Linked DNA regions of Homo sapiens: regions 2, 3, 4 and 5 are each linked to region 1. The links are chromatin contacts, found by Hi-C or POLR2A ChIA-PET in ENCODE. All regions are on one chromosome and are shown on one strand. Each heading gives the region's core, a stretch centred on a gene start or an enhancer-like site at or near the end of the contact. The rest is flanking DNA. Distances are from core to core; before and after follow the strand shown. Region 1 holds the start of TMEM242 (transmembrane protein 242). Region 2 holds the start of ARID1B (AT-rich interaction domain 1B). Region 3 overlaps SNX9 (sorting nexin 9). Region 4 holds the start of GTF2H5 (general transcription factor IIH subunit 5). Region 5 has its middle 89 kb from the start of ARID1B.

Region 1 (2,700 bases), core at 198-2,697:
CATTTAATTCTCACAGTAATCCTATGAGTTAGGTACTATCAGTTTTTGTGTGTGGGGGGGGCGGGATGGGGTGGATGGCAGAGTTTCACTCTTGTCATCCAGGCTGGAGTGCAACGGCTCGATCTCGGCTCACTGCAACCTCTCCCTCCCAGGTTCAAGCCATTCTCCTGCCTCAGCCTCCCGAGTAGCTGGGATTACAGTCCCGCATCATTAGACTCCGCTAATTTTTGTATTTTTAGTAGAAACGGGGTTTCACCATGTTGGCCAGGCTGATCTCGAACTTCTGATCTCCACCTGCCTCAGCCTCCCAAAGTGCTGGGATTACAGGCGTGAACCACCGCGCCTGGCCTACTACCAGTTTTTAAATTTTACAGGTGAGGAAACTGAGCTATAGAGGGGCTAAGTTACCCCAAGTTCACACACCTGAGAAGCGGTTTAGGACCCGAGCCCAGGTTTGAGCTATTAACTGCACTTCACTGACGCAAAAATGGATGCATTCATTTACTCATTCATCCAACATGCATTTGATGTTGGTAACCAGTTAATATCTGAAAGCTGGGGGATATAAACTGAACATAGAGTCCCATCTCCATCCTCAGGAAACTCATGCCCTCCGGTGATGGGGGGCAGGACAAATAGCAGAGAGACCGCCTTATTTTACAAGATGTCATTGTTCTCTGAGAGGCTGAAAAGATTTTCTATCACCACTAGCCTCCTCCTCTCCACGGCCATTTACAGAATGGGCAAACCAGCCTCCCAGCGGAAGACCAAGCTTGCTAGCGGTCAACGTTGCCGGCAGCTCTGCAAGCGCTTCCAGCGGGCGTCGCTCTCCTTTCGGGGGTGGTACTTTCATTCGGTCATCCTGTGAGTGTTCCACTTCCCGACGGAGGCCGAGCACTCACACCGCGGCGGAGGTACCCGTCACCGCAGAACCGGGTGGCTGGCTCTCCTCCAGGGAGAAAGCCTGTCACTTATTCCTCAACACTGTTGGGAAGTTACCTAGAAAAGTACAGACAGAAGACCTAGGCTTGCGTTTTAGAATCGTGGAGTGTTAGCGCTGGCCAAATCGTTGGACACAATGTAAGCTTGATCAGGAAAATGAGCTCCAGGGTCTCACAGGCGGGGCCTGGAATCTTGGCGCAATCTGCGACCCTCACTGCCTCCTACAGTCGGGGCTGAGCGTTCTTTCAAACAGCCAAAGTAATCACTTAAGTCCAGCAATGATCTCCTTGGAGAAATCAAAAGATCCTCCCTAAGAGACGGCCTTGGAGGGCATCGCCCCTGGGGCTGGGCACAGCACGTCTTCCCGGCCCCGGCGCGGGAGGAGGGTTTGGGGACAGCGGCCGCACTCCGGACCCTTCTTCAGATTGCACAGGAGGAGGCGGTAGCGGAACCTTTCTCCTCCGCCTGGTTCTCGCTTCCACCCGGGCCCAGTTGGGGACGGACGCACTAGAGGCGACCTAAACATGGAGACAGCGGGCGCTGCAACTGGGCAGCCGGCCTCTGGGCTGGAGGCTCCGGGGTCCACGAATGACCGGCTTTTCCTGGTTAAAGGTAAGATGTGCTGTGGTGAGGTGCGGGCGTCGGGGTGAGTTAACCCCGGACCCTGGCTTGCTCTGGAGCGGGCATTCCCACACACATCCCGCTCTGAGAGCCCTTAGCTTGTGCTTGCCCCTGAGTTTAGCCCGCGGAGTCTGGCGGCCCAGGGAGGGTAGGTCGCTTACTGGGTGGAGTCTCCCCTTGGGCGGGGCGGGGGGCAGATCCCGCGAGCTATTCTCCCGGGCGTGCCATATTTCCCCGTCACCTCTGCAATTGTTCTAGAGCCTTGCCTTTTCTGATTGCCATCGTCTCTTCTCCTCCCCGTGAGAAACTTCACGCTGTGGTCCCAGGGGAGAGGGGAAGGGAAGCTGAACCTTTTCTCTGCGCTCGGGAATAATAATTCGGAATGACCCAAGGAACCAGAGGTCGTGCGGTCACGCGTGTTTCTCAGCCGCTGTCATTTACTGTTAGCAAGAGCTGCTTAGCCATGGTTTCTTGAATTTCAAAAGTGATTTTGATTGTAACTCGAATAGTATCTTAAACTTACTTTTGTACATCTTTTTAACCTCTTTTTATTTAATTTTTTTTAATATCCCCCCTCCTCCCCGAAACTCTTGGCAGGTGGAATTTTCCTTGGTACCGTTGCTGCAGCGGGAATGCTAGCTGGATTTATTACAACATTATCATTGGCTAAAAAGAAAAGCCCTGAATGGTTCAATAAGGTTGGTGACACTGAAATCCATTCATAGCATTGTTATTGTTTACAATATATGGCAGCTTTTGCGTAGAAAAAATAAAATATTGATGGTCTTTCACATTGCTTTAAGATGTGAATTTATATACGCTCATGGATTCTAGAAATGTACAAATTAACCAAGTCTTTATTTTCATTTAGAAGGATGTACTTATGTGCTTTCTTAAATTTTAGCGGAACAAGACTTTGAAAGCTTATCTGGTACATTTCCTATTCACAACATGACTTTGAATCTAAATTTGGGCCAGGCATCGTGGTTCATGCCTGTAATCCCAGCACTTTGGGAAGCCGAGAGGGGCAGATCACCTGAGGTCAGGAGTTTGAGACCAGCCTGGCCAACATGGCGAAAACCCATCTCTACTAAAAATACAAAAATGAGCCAGGTGTGGTGTGGCACTCCTGTAGTC
Region 2 (2,700 bases), core at 171-2,670, 550 kb after region 1:
ACCCTTCGTGGGAGTTCTGCAGGGGGTCCATGCTGCCGGGGGCCCCGGCGGCGGCGGCGGAGGCGGAGTGCATCATCCCCATCCCGGGGCTTTGTTGTCCGCCATGTTGATCAAAGCAAGGCCCAGCGCGGCCGCCGGGGCCGCCGCTCGCAGGGGCAGCGCTGCCATAGTAATTATTAAACTCCGGGACGGCCGCCGGGCCGCCGCCGCCCCCGGGCACGGCGACCGGCGGCTGCTGCGTGCCCAGGGCGCCCAAGCCCGGGTGCTCGTAGCGGCCGCCCGCCGGCTCCCCCATCTTGGGCGGCGCGTCGTCCTCGTCGCCCGGCTTGCTCAGCAGCGGCGGGCCCGGGGGGTCGGCCTGGCCGCCCGCAGCACTGTCCTTGGCGCCTCCATGTTGCGGCTGCTCCATGTCGGGGCCGGGCTGAGGCGCGCCGCCGCCCGCGCCGCCCAAGCTGTTGTTGTTGGAAATGGGATGTTGCTGTTGCTGCTGCTGCTGCTGCTGCTGTTGCTGCTGCTGCTGCTGCTGCTGGAACTGGTTTAGCTGCTGCTGTAGTGCGTGGTGGTGGTGGAGGTGGTGGGCATGGTGGTGGTGGTGGTGGGCATGGTGGTGGTGGTGGTGCTGCTGGTGGGGCGGCGCGGCGGGGGCTTCGCCAACGGTTTTCAGTTTGTGGTTGGGGAGCAGCCCCGTCTCCATGGCCGAGCCCGGGCCCGACGAGGAGGAAGAGGATGCCGCCGCTGCCGCCGCGGAGGAGGAGGAGGAGGAGGACAGCGCGGCGGCGCTTCCACCCTCCTTGAGAGCCGCCTCGGAGCCGCCGCTCTTGGCGCTGTGGGTGCCGGCGGCGGCCGCGGCGCCCGCGTTATGGGCCATGTTGAGTTCGTGACGGGGGAGCAGGGGGTGGTGGTGCACACTGTTCAGGCCGCCGCCGCCGTCGCCGCCGCCCCCCAGCATGGGTCCCGGTGCCGCCGCCGCCGCCGCCGCGCCGCGCGCCCCCGCCTCCAGGTCCCGGGCTCCGGGCGCCGGCCGCGGCCCGGGGGGCGCCCGCCGTTCGCCGCTGCCTGCCCGCGCCCGCGCCCGCGCCGCCGCCGCCGCCGCCGCCGCTGCTGCCCGCGCGGCCATGATCGCCGCGGCGTGGCGAGGCCGGGCGGGGGGCGGGGGGAGACAATAACCCCCACTTTTCAGGCCGCGGCCCCTCCTGTGCGCATCCACGCGGCCCGCCGGGAAGCCGCGACCCCCTCCCCCTCCGCAGGCCCCGCCGGAGCGCCGGGCCGGGCACGCCTTACGCTCTGGGCCTGCTCCTGCTGTGTGCTTTCATGGTGAAAGTTTTTAGTTCAGGTTTAAATGAAACTTTTCTCTTTTCCTCTCTAGCCCGGATATGGGTAAATACACGACTAGCTGAGCCTATCGGGCCCAGCATGGCTTGAGAGGCAGCGGGCGAGCTCGAGCAACTATTATCCACTTCGCTCGCATTACTCCCGCGCACTCGCAAAACGCGGACTGGACTCGTCCCCGGGCCGCCGCCGCCCGCCCCGGCGCAGCCTCGCGGGACCCAGCCGGGCTTGGGCTAAGGCTGGGGCCGGGGCCGGGGCCGGGGCGGCTCGGCGGCCGCTCGGAGCGCGGCGGCGTGGGGCGGCCGGAACCTGCACTTTCCCCCCGGGCCGCTGTCTCCTTGCCAACCGGGCGTTCGCATGTTTGTTTTCACGTCTAAAAGGAACGATACAAAGGTGGAAAACGAGTCTGACGAGCAGACAAAAGAGGGAGAAGGGCTGGGAAACAAAGTTGTCTATTGGCCTCAGAGGTTACAAGGAGCCGACGGAGAAAGAAAATATTTAGGCAATCTGCAAAAGCACGGTCTCTCCCAGGAGTTATGTAATTTTCAGAACGTTCGCCTCTGCCTTGATTTCGGGCCATCGGCGTAATTCCCACAACTTCTTCCAACTGCAAAATTAGGAAAGATTTGAAATGAAGGTTAGCCCCGGTCAGAGAGCCCTATGGCCTGTACCCAGTAGGTACTCAATAAATGCTTATGACTGACTGCACCCGCCCCAAAGAGAATGTTTACATAACTCTTTTTGAAGGCACCTTAAACACGTATGTAGGTTTGTCAGTGTATTTCCAAAGGAATATGTCCACGTATTCCCAAAGGAGCATTTTTCTTACATGCACTTGGATGTCCTCTGTGGAGTATGTACAGTGGTGTTTTCTGCGCCAACTTTCACATGAACATTTAACTCTTGGTGCCAGAACAGCGACAGCTATGGGTTAGCTCGTATCTTCATAAATCTATATGACACCTTTCATCATGTTTCAGAGCTTCGTGTGCACAGTTAACCCTCTCGATATACATTCATTTCAAAGAGATGTGGAACGAAACTAAAATATTATAGACATTATATTTAATAAATATAACTTCAATAATAATATAAAACAGTCAACTCTAGTCCTAATGTAGAAATGTTCCATACTTTGTTCTCTTAAAAATTGGTGTCTATTAACATTTTATAATGTTTTTAATATTTGCATTGTTATTAATGTTTTCAATATGTGCATTGTCCCCTAGTAACATTTTAAAAAGCAAGACTTCTTAACCTTAGGCAATGACCCACTTGTACTAGTGTGGACTCAGTTTTCATTGAGAGAAAGCATTTAAAACCTGGCAGAAACAATACTTACGGTTTTGGTAGAGTATAGTTTTCCAAAAT
Region 3 (2,700 bases), core at 15-2,514, 520 kb before region 1:
GAAATTATTAATCCATCAGCACAGATATACATAGCCTGGCTCCTTCCCAGCAAGGCCTCCCCACATTCCTGCTTGCCACTTTAGTCCCAAAAACTCAACAATCGAAATGGATGAAATTTAAAAATATATATTTTTCAGAAAGAAAACTCCTATAGAATATATAGCATTTGGGTTATTCAGCTTTTCCAAAGATCTACACCATCAGGAAAACTTTAGCCTCATCATTTTTCTTGGTCTTTTTAAAATAAGTACTACAAGGCTGGGCGCAGTGGCTCACAACTGTGATTCTAGCATTTTGGGAGGTGGAGGTGGGCAGATCGCTTGAGCTCAGGAGTTCAAGACCAGTCTGGGCAACATGGCAAAACCCCATCTCTACCAAAAATACAAAAATTAGCCAAGCAGTGTGGTGCACACCTGTGGTCTCAGCTAACTTGGAGGCTGAGGTAGGAGGATCACCTGAGCCCAAGAGGTGGAAGCTGCAGTGAGCTGGTATCATGCTACTGCATTCTAGCTTGGGAGACAGAGCCAGACCCTGTCTCAAAAACAAAAACCTGCAGACTCTCCTAGTTTCATAAAAAGCTTACTCTGAAAGTATAATTAAGAATAATCTTTTTTTTGAGATGGAGCCTTGCTCTGTTGCCCAGGCTGGTGTGTAGTAGTGCTACCTGGGCTCACTTCTCCACTTCCCAGGTTCAAGTGATTCTCATCCCTCAGCCTCCCAAGTAGCTGGGACTGCAGGCACACGTCACCATGCCCAGCAAATTTTTGTATTTTTAGTTGAGATGAGGTTTCGCCACGTTGGCTAGGCTGGTCTCAAACTCCTGGCCTCAAGTGATCCGCCTGCCTTGGCCTCCCAAAGTGCTGGGATTACAGGTGTGAGCCACCACACTCCGCCAAGAAGAACCTTTTCTTATGACTCAAGGTCACCATCATAACCATGAATTATTGTGTAAGGTGAAAGACACTGAATACTTATTTCCCAGCTCTCAGCTTTCACACATGAAAAATGACAGGGTCAGCCTAGATGATCTGCAAGTCTCTGGGCCTTTTTAAAGAATTTAAATACTTTATATCAAAGTATGTAAAGAACATTACTAAAGTGAAACATACTGATCTTTAAGCTACTCAAAATGATACTTCCCCTTAAGGTCATCGACATAAATACATATACAACTAGGTTACATGAGGAATATGGGTCTCTGCTTTAAGCCATACTTGGCCTGAGGCCAGTATTCTTAACTACGATTTATTTTTATCAGCAGTTCCTCTTCAGGGCAATTTCTTTTCTAGATTCACAGAGCTAACATAAACCTCACCACAGAACTACAGCTGGCTTTTAATGCAGCACAAATGTAGGCTTAAGGATATGGTAAAATAAGACTGCCAAAGAGAGTTAAGTTGGAAAAATAAAATAAAATTTGAAGAGCTAACTTAAAGTTTATTACATAAAAATGGAAGAATGAATCATACTTGGACAAAGGAAGAGATTTTGCCTAACAGCAGCTGACAGAGGGGAAAAGGTGACCAAGTGAGGGATGCATCAGATGCGAAGGCAGAGAAGCCGAAGACAATCTCATCAGGAGGGCCGTAAGAGACACCTGCACAGCAGGACGGGCGCCTCTCACCAGAATTTTGCCAGGATCCTTTGTGCCTTCCAGCTGATCCTTCTTGCAAATCAATAACACTGAAAGTGTTACAAAAGCACCTCTGATCATTTTGTAAATTATGATATGGCACTAGGATACTGATTTATTAAGGGAGTCAATCAAGTTATAAGAGTAAAGAACAAAACAATACCAAATTCAGCATCTACTATCAATTCTTTTCAAAGTCCAATATTCAGTTCACAAGAACCATACTCCAACCTAAGCAACCACAGGAACCAGCCATAAATCTCAAAACTATGACTAATGGGAGAGTATCACACAGCCTGTATGCTACACAATCAATTTACCAGATTCACCAATGCCGTCTATGCTTTGTATAAAATATGTGGCATGTTGAACTCCTGCATTTTGCAGGATACTCTCTAGTATACACAGGAAATTCTGACCCCACCATCTGAATCATATACTTACCATGAACCAGTTGTGATTACAGTAAGTTACTATAGCTATGCAACTGAATTATTACATAGCTAATGAAACATGAGTTCAAAAAAGAGTAATTGTTTCCAAGAAATGTAAGTAGATGGCTAAAAAGTTTACTGTCAAAATAAGTGTAAGTGAGACAACAGTTAAGACAAATGGGGCCGGGCACGGTGGCTCGCACCTGTAATCCCAGCACTTTGGGAGGCCAAGGCAGGCAGACCACCTGAGGTCAGGAGTTTGAGAACAGCATGGCCAACATGGTGAAACGCCGTCTCTACTAAAATACAAAAAAAATTAGCTGGGCATGGTAGCGGGTGCCTGTAAGCCCAGCTATTCGGAAAGCTGAGGCAGGAGAATCGCTTCTACCCAGGAGGTGGAGGTTGCAGTGAGCTGAGGTCATACCATTGCACTCCAGCCTGGGCGACAAGAGCGGAACTCCGTCTTAAAAAAAAAAAAAAAAAAAAGACAAATGGGAAAGGGCCAGGTGCGGTGGCTGAAGCCTGTAATCCTGAAATTGCCTTTGCAAAATTATGACTGAGACAATGAAGGAGATCTAACTTAATTGACTCCATCTTGCTTCTAACTTCCAAGCTGTCCTTGTTCACTCCTG
Region 4 (2,700 bases), core at 169-2,668, 840 kb before region 1:
ATAATATACAATATATTATATAATATATAATATACAATATATTATATAATATATAATATACAATATATTATATAATATATATTATATATTATATAATATACAATATATTATATGTAATATACAATATATGTAATATACAATATATTATATGTAATATACAATATATGTAATATACAATATATTATATATAATATACAATATATTATATATAATATACAGTATATTATATATAATATACTGTATATTATATATAATATACAATATATTATATAATATACAATATATTATATATAATATACAATATAATATATATAATATATAATATATATAATATACAATATATTATATATAATATATAATATACAATATAATATTATATATAATATATAATATACATATTATATATATGTATTATATATAATATACGTATTATATATAATATACATAATATACATATTATATATTATATATAAAATAAATATATATTATATATAAAATACATATATAATATATATATATGTATATATACACTTCGAGACAGAGTCTCACTCTGTCGCCCAGGCTGGAGCGCAGTGTCGTGATGTCGGCTCACTGCAACCTCTGCCTCCCGGGCTCAAGCGATTCTCCTGCCTCAGCCTCCCAAGCAGCGGGGACTACAGGCGCCCGCCACCACGCCAGGCCAAATTTTGTATTTTTAGTAGAGGCAGGGTTTCACCATGTTGGCCAGGCTGGTCTCGAACTCCTGATCTCAAATGATCCACCTACCTCGGCCTCCCAAAGTGCTGGGACAACAGGTGTGAGCCACCGCGCCAGGCCAATTTATTGTATTTTTAGTGGAGACGGGGTTTCACCATGTTGGCCAGGCTGGTCTCGAACTCCTGGCCTCAAGTGATTTGCCCGCCTCGGCCTCCCAATGTGCTGGGATTGCAGGCGTGAGCCACCGCGCCCGGCCTCAGCCACCTCATTTTACATATGAGGAGACCAAAGGAAGAGATTAAGCCGTAGTTCCTGGCCAAAGGAAAAAAGTACAAGCCAGATCTCCAGATCTTGTGCCCCTTCACTAAATAAATCACGTCCCGTGCGGACCTAGGCTGGAAACAAACCACTCAGCGTACGCCCATTTAATTAACTTCCACTTACACCTGGGCGCAGGGCGAGCCCTAGCCCCACAGGAAACCCACGATTAAACGAGGGGGGGACTGCCGTGCGGCCCCGCCAGGAAGGGCCCGGAGAGAGTGGGGGACACCGCCCTGTGCCCCCAGCACCCGGTGGACAGGCTTCTGGGGCTTTTCTCTTCCTCTCCCCTTTCTTTGGGACCCCTCAGTGTTCCCACACCCCACTTTCCCCAGCCGCTCGGACGCTCGCCACACACCTCGGCCCACAGATGCAGAAGCGCCTCGGCGTTGCCGGCAGAGTGCGCCTGCGCCGATACGCCATCGCGCTAGGGACGCTATTGTGGGTGGAGCCAGCCGGCGGGAGGCGGGCCCAGAGCGGGCCGAGGGGGCGGGGTCACGAGCCGCCAGCCGCCGGGTGGAGGGTCCCGGCCGGGAGCCGCGGAAAGAGTAGGGCTCCCCAGACAACGGGGTCCGACGAGCAGTTGGGCACGGGCTGAGTCCGCCTGCCGGCAGGTAGGACGTGAAGGCAGGGGTGGTGTGGGGGCGGACGGGGGCGTCGGCGCAGCTGGGCGCGGTGGGGAGCGGAGAATGGGGAGGGCAGGGACCGGGCACGGCCGAGCACCGCCGTCTGGCGCGCGGACCGGACCGACCAGCTGACGCTCGGCTGGGCGTGAGGGCCTCTCTCTCTGGTGGTCGCGAGCCTGACTCGTCTTTCCCTGTCGCTGCCTTTCTCTGGCTGCTGTCGAGGCCTTGGGGAGTGCACCTGCCGGTCCGTCTTCCCGGGCTCGGTAGTCACGGAGAGATGAGGAGGAGGAGGAAAGGGCCTCACCAGTCACTTCTGAGCCTTGCAGACCACCGCTTCCTGCTCCCTCTCTAACCCCAGAGATGGAATAGATTGAATGCTGAGAGAGCTCTAAACTCGGCAACGGTCATTTTAAAGTGAAAGACCCCAGAAGGTTCTAAAGTTACTCCCTTTCCCCAAGTCTGTTCTGTAAGTCTAAAGGAACACTGTCATTATTTTTACTAGTTGAGATATGAGATTCTTGTTTTCTGTTCCTTAGGTTAAATTGTACTTCCCGCATTAAGCTCATGCTGCCTTTTTTTTTTTTTTTTTTGAGATGGAGTCTCGGTCTGTCTGCCAGGCTGGAGTGCAGTGGCGCGATCTGGGCTCACTGCAACCTCCGTCTCCTGGGTTCAAGCAATTATCCTGCCTCATTCTCCCTAGTAACTGGGATTACAGGCGTGCGCTACCACGCCCGGCTGATTTTCGTATTTTTAGTAGACACGGGGTTTGTCCATGTTGGCCAGGCTGGTCTGGAATTCCTGACATCAGGTGATCCCCCGCCTCGGCCTCCCAGAGTGCTGCGATTACAGGTGTGAGCCACCGCGCCCGACCTCATGCTGCCTTTTTTTTTTTTTTTTTTTTTTTAACATCGTGTGTGTTCATGTGATCGCTAAGGAACCCAGCTCTTCCATTTAGTTCCCTCTTTCTATCCCTCAAATCTTTTCCAACTGGTGATTTCCATATTGTTGCACTCTCTTTAAAATAAAAAAATTGCCTCCAAGTCTTCTTCTTCCCAAGTAT
Region 5 (2,748 bases), core at 129-2,628, 630 kb after region 1:
TTGGATATGGAGCTCATTTTGCCCTCCAACCCTATGGAGTAGGAATGCTAACACCTAGATTTTCAGGGGAATAGATGGCAAACTGGAGCAGGTAGGTCACTTTCTCAAGGTCACGAAACTAGTAAGTAGCTGTGTCAGTCAGGGTGACTTAAACTGAGCTTTGATAACAAAGAGCTCCCAAATCTTAGTGGCTTACAATATCAAAGATTTATTCCTCCCTCCTGCTAAATGTCTACCAAGGTCTCTGGAGGCTTCTTCCTCAATCTAGGACCTCGGCAGACACTACCAGGACACTGCTGGTTGTCATGCAAGTGGAAAAGGAGAAGACCGCAAAGTGCTCAATGCTGGCACATGTTACTTCTGTTTATTTTGTTGGCCAGAGGCTGTCACATGGTACCTGTAACTTCAGAGGGCCAAGGAAGTACACTCTTATTATCTCAAAGGGAGAGGAGGAATTTTTGCAGACAGCTCTAATGACCACCACAGTGGTAAAGGAAGGATCCCAGAAGAAAGGCATTTTCTAAAGCCTATGCTCTTTGCTCCTATGAGAGCTTCCACTCACGGAGCCCTGGGCGCCTCGTGGGGTCTGAGCACTAAGCGTTTTACAGATATCATTTCTGGTCTTCATAGCCACTTGTTAGGTAGATGCTAATATTCCCTTCATTTCGAGATCAGGTTGCTGAGGCCCAGACAGGTCTTGAAGTAGCTTGAGCCAGATGGTACAGAGAGTACCAAATAGCACGTGTGCAGGCCTCTGATTAGTATGACTCGGGAGGCTCTCTTCTTTCCTTCTTTGCCTTGAGGATTTCCAATGCCACAGACATCATTTCAGTTTCACAACAGAAAACTCACATACATTTTCACAAGATTAAAACTTTGCTTAATCTTGTGTTCATTTATTGTTTTATTAATTGCTCATTGTAAAAATTCAGGTAATACAGGCATGAAGGAGAAAGCGAAAAATCACTAACAATCAAAACATCAAGAGAGAGCCGCTGCTAACATTTTAAGTATGTCCCTCCAGATCTGCTCATCTGTAACTTGTTTCTTCACATAACAATAGGTTGTGAACATCCTTCCAATAAATACACTGCAGTTTTAATGACTGCATAATACTCTATTGAGTGACTGTGCTACAATTTAAAATTCCTTGATGATCCACATTTATCTTCTGTTTAATCTCTCCCTCTTCTCTTGTTAATTCTGAGTTCCAGCTCTTTCTTAACAGTGATGTCTAAAATCTCCTGTGTCTTATGATACAGGATAAGACACAGGTCTCTTATGATAAGAGACCTTATGCTTTCGCATTGTTATGGTCAAAGATCTTTAATCAAAACACTAGTTCCTCTTTGTTACCTCTTTTCTTTCTCCCTCTTTCATAAAGAGCCCCCACAAATGGTATTAAATGTTTTGTTCTGGGAGTTTCAGGCCAGGGATTTTCCTTGACATTTCTTTTTTGTTTCATGTACTTTTTCTGAAATTCCCCAATAAACTGTCCTGTTTTTCTTTTTACTTTTGTTTTTGTATATCCACATTGCTTATTTTATTATATATTTGCATGCCCATATTCCAGAACCACTGAACAGCATGTTTTGTGCTTTTCCTGGCTGTTACCTGTGTGGCAAGGTATTCAGTGGCTTCCTGGCTTCCTTTTCTATGCCCCCTGAGTAACCCCCTATGCAGATTCATCACTTTCCTACTCATTGTAGGTTCCCTGCTTTGCTCATGTTGTTCCCTCAACCTGGAGTGGCCTTTACTGTCATCTAGAGTTGGTCTTCAGAATCCAGCTCAAATGCCTGGCCTTTCACAAAGCACCGTCTGACCCTTTAACTGTTCTTTCCTCTGTGCTTGGTAGCATTTTACTATCACCTCCAATATATACTCAGGAGTCATCTACTGAGCACCTATGGTGTACCCTGGAGGGCTGGGGCAGAACAGACAACAATCAGCCTTGGTATCCACCCTCTAGGAGTCCGGGGAAATAGGAAAACAGAACTGGAACCCAGTGTAGTCCAGGCTGAAATGGAGGTCAGCAGAGACGCCAAGATAATGACAGGGCCACGCCAGCGCTCGCTGGCTTTTCTTTAACGCACGTTTTCCCTTAGTAAAAATCAAGATCCTGAGGGAGAAGTGATCCTTTTTAATTCGCCTTTTCGGGACTTTGTGGCAGCGCTTAACGCGCCTTATGCTTAATGGCACACGTCGGGGGGCTCCCGGGAGATGACGGGTGGGCGGACCCCAGGCGCAGGTCCAGTCCCATTACCCACATTTCCCGGAGCCCAGTCTACTTTTCACATCTTTCATTCCCCCTGAAATAGATGCACATTCGCCTCCAGATTTAGAATAGGAGCAATGAGTATTTCACGAAAGCCTGGAAAATATGACTTTTCCAGAAATGGCTTAAGTCGGTCATAGATCTTCAGGCTCCTGGCAACTGCGGGACGGGGGTGTGCCCTAATTGCATCCATTTCCTCCCAGGCCTGATTGGGAATCTTGCACCGGCATCGCGAGCCCCGCTCTTCGGCCTCCAGGAGCGAGTGAGGGACGCGGGAGAGGGGCTTTTCTTCGGCGTGCGCGTCCCCCTGCCGCCGGCTTCTCCAGCTCCTCGCCGGGCCGCGCTGCCGCCCAAACTCCGCGGCGCCGCCCGCTCCGCGCCCGGCTCCGGCCCAGGTTTTGCGGCCCGCCCGCCGCCGCGCTCGCCGAGCCGGAGGCTGGCGCCGCCGAGGCCGCCGCGGCCGGGGCGTGGGG

The links. A loop is a pair of places that touch in the nucleus more often than their neighbours do. ChIA-PET counts read pairs that join two places held with the same protein, here RNA polymerase II (POLR2A). Pooled maps may share reads with other maps.
Region 2: a loop to region 1 is called in a map of naive thymus-derived CD4-positive, alpha-beta T cell, with 28 times the contacts of the local background. The contact joins the promoter of ARID1B here to the promoter of TMEM242 in region 1. A Hi-C loop is called at or near these places in 1 of 168 maps with a recorded cell type or tissue (naive thymus-derived CD4-positive, alpha-beta T cell) and 8 of 50 pooled maps. POLR2A ChIA-PET finds 5 or more read pairs at or near these places in 1 of 52 experiments (activated CD4-positive, alpha-beta T cell).
Region 3: a pooled map shows a loop between it and region 1 (2.2-fold over the local background). The contact joins the enhancer-like site here to the promoter of TMEM242 in region 1. A Hi-C loop is called at or near these places in 2 of 50 pooled maps. POLR2A ChIA-PET finds 5 or more read pairs at or near these places in 5 of 52 experiments (HepG2, MCF 10A, Panc1 and 2 more).
Region 4: a map of CD14-positive monocyte shows a loop between it and region 1 (7-fold over the local background). The contact joins the promoter of GTF2H5 here to the promoter of TMEM242 in region 1. A Hi-C loop is called at or near these places in 3 of 168 maps with a recorded cell type or tissue (CD14-positive monocyte, CD8-positive, alpha-beta T cell and naive thymus-derived CD4-positive, alpha-beta T cell) and 8 of 50 pooled maps.
Region 5: a loop to region 1 is called in a map of CD4-positive, alpha-beta T cell, with 17 times the contacts of the local background. The contact joins the enhancer-like site here to the promoter of TMEM242 in region 1. A Hi-C loop is called at or near these places in 3 of 168 maps with a recorded cell type or tissue (CD4-positive, alpha-beta T cell, CD4-positive, alpha-beta memory T cell and naive thymus-derived CD4-positive, alpha-beta T cell) and 10 of 50 pooled maps. POLR2A ChIA-PET finds 5 or more read pairs at or near these places in 1 of 52 experiments (CD8-positive, alpha-beta memory T cell).

Annotation. Positions count from the first base shown.
Region 1 is chr6:157,322,266-157,324,965 of GRCh38, reverse strand. It overlaps TMEM242 (transmembrane protein 242), which reads left to right and starts at 1,447. Exons shown (of 4, transcript NM_018452.6): 1 at 1,447-1,554; 2 at 2,161-2,261. The coding sequence starts at 1,467. It overlaps TMEM242-DT (TMEM242 divergent transcript), which reads right to left and starts at 1,332. Exons shown (of 1, transcript NR_187268.1): 1 at 489-1,332. RefSeq lists enhancers at 735-1,164, 1,345-1,684.
Region 2 is chr6:156,776,098-156,778,797 of GRCh38, reverse strand. ARID1B (AT-rich interaction domain 1B) reads right to left here and starts at 1,420. Exons shown (of 20, transcript NM_001374828.1): 1 at 1-1,420. The coding sequence starts at 1,117. It overlaps LOC115308161 (a long non-coding RNA gene), which reads left to right and starts at 280. Exons shown (of 2, transcript NR_163974.1): 1 at 280-552; 2 at 1,367-2,438. RefSeq lists an enhancer at 1-203 and silencers at 167-396, 647-716, 787-936, 1,087-1,326, 1,347-1,696.
Region 3 is chr6:157,844,960-157,847,659 of GRCh38, reverse strand. The region is part of intron 1 of SNX9 (sorting nexin 9); the gene reads right to left. Among named protein-coding and RNA genes, the nearest start is that of SNX9, 23 kb to the right of the region's middle. RefSeq lists an enhancer at 1,315-1,404. Within about 2 kb of position 1,264, at least 2 of the 41 ENCODE cell types and tissues checked have a DNase peak (open chromatin) inside an H3K27ac peak, as active enhancers do.
Region 4 is chr6:158,167,068-158,169,767 of GRCh38, reverse strand. GTF2H5 (general transcription factor IIH subunit 5) reads right to left here and starts at 1,418. Exons shown (of 3, transcript NM_207118.3): 1 at 1,373-1,418. SERAC1 (serine active site containing 1) reads left to right here and starts at 1,506. Exons shown (of 17, transcript NM_032861.4): 1 at 1,506-1,628. RefSeq lists silencers at 1,419-1,598, 1,639-1,708.
Region 5 is chr6:156,687,446-156,690,193 of GRCh38, reverse strand. No RefSeq gene overlaps it. Among named protein-coding and RNA genes, the nearest start is that of ARID1B, 89 kb to the left of the region's middle. RefSeq lists a silencer at 2,669-2,748 and an enhancer at 2,332-2,748. Within about 2 kb of position 1,378, at least 8 of the 41 ENCODE cell types and tissues checked have a DNase peak (open chromatin) inside an H3K27ac peak, as active enhancers do.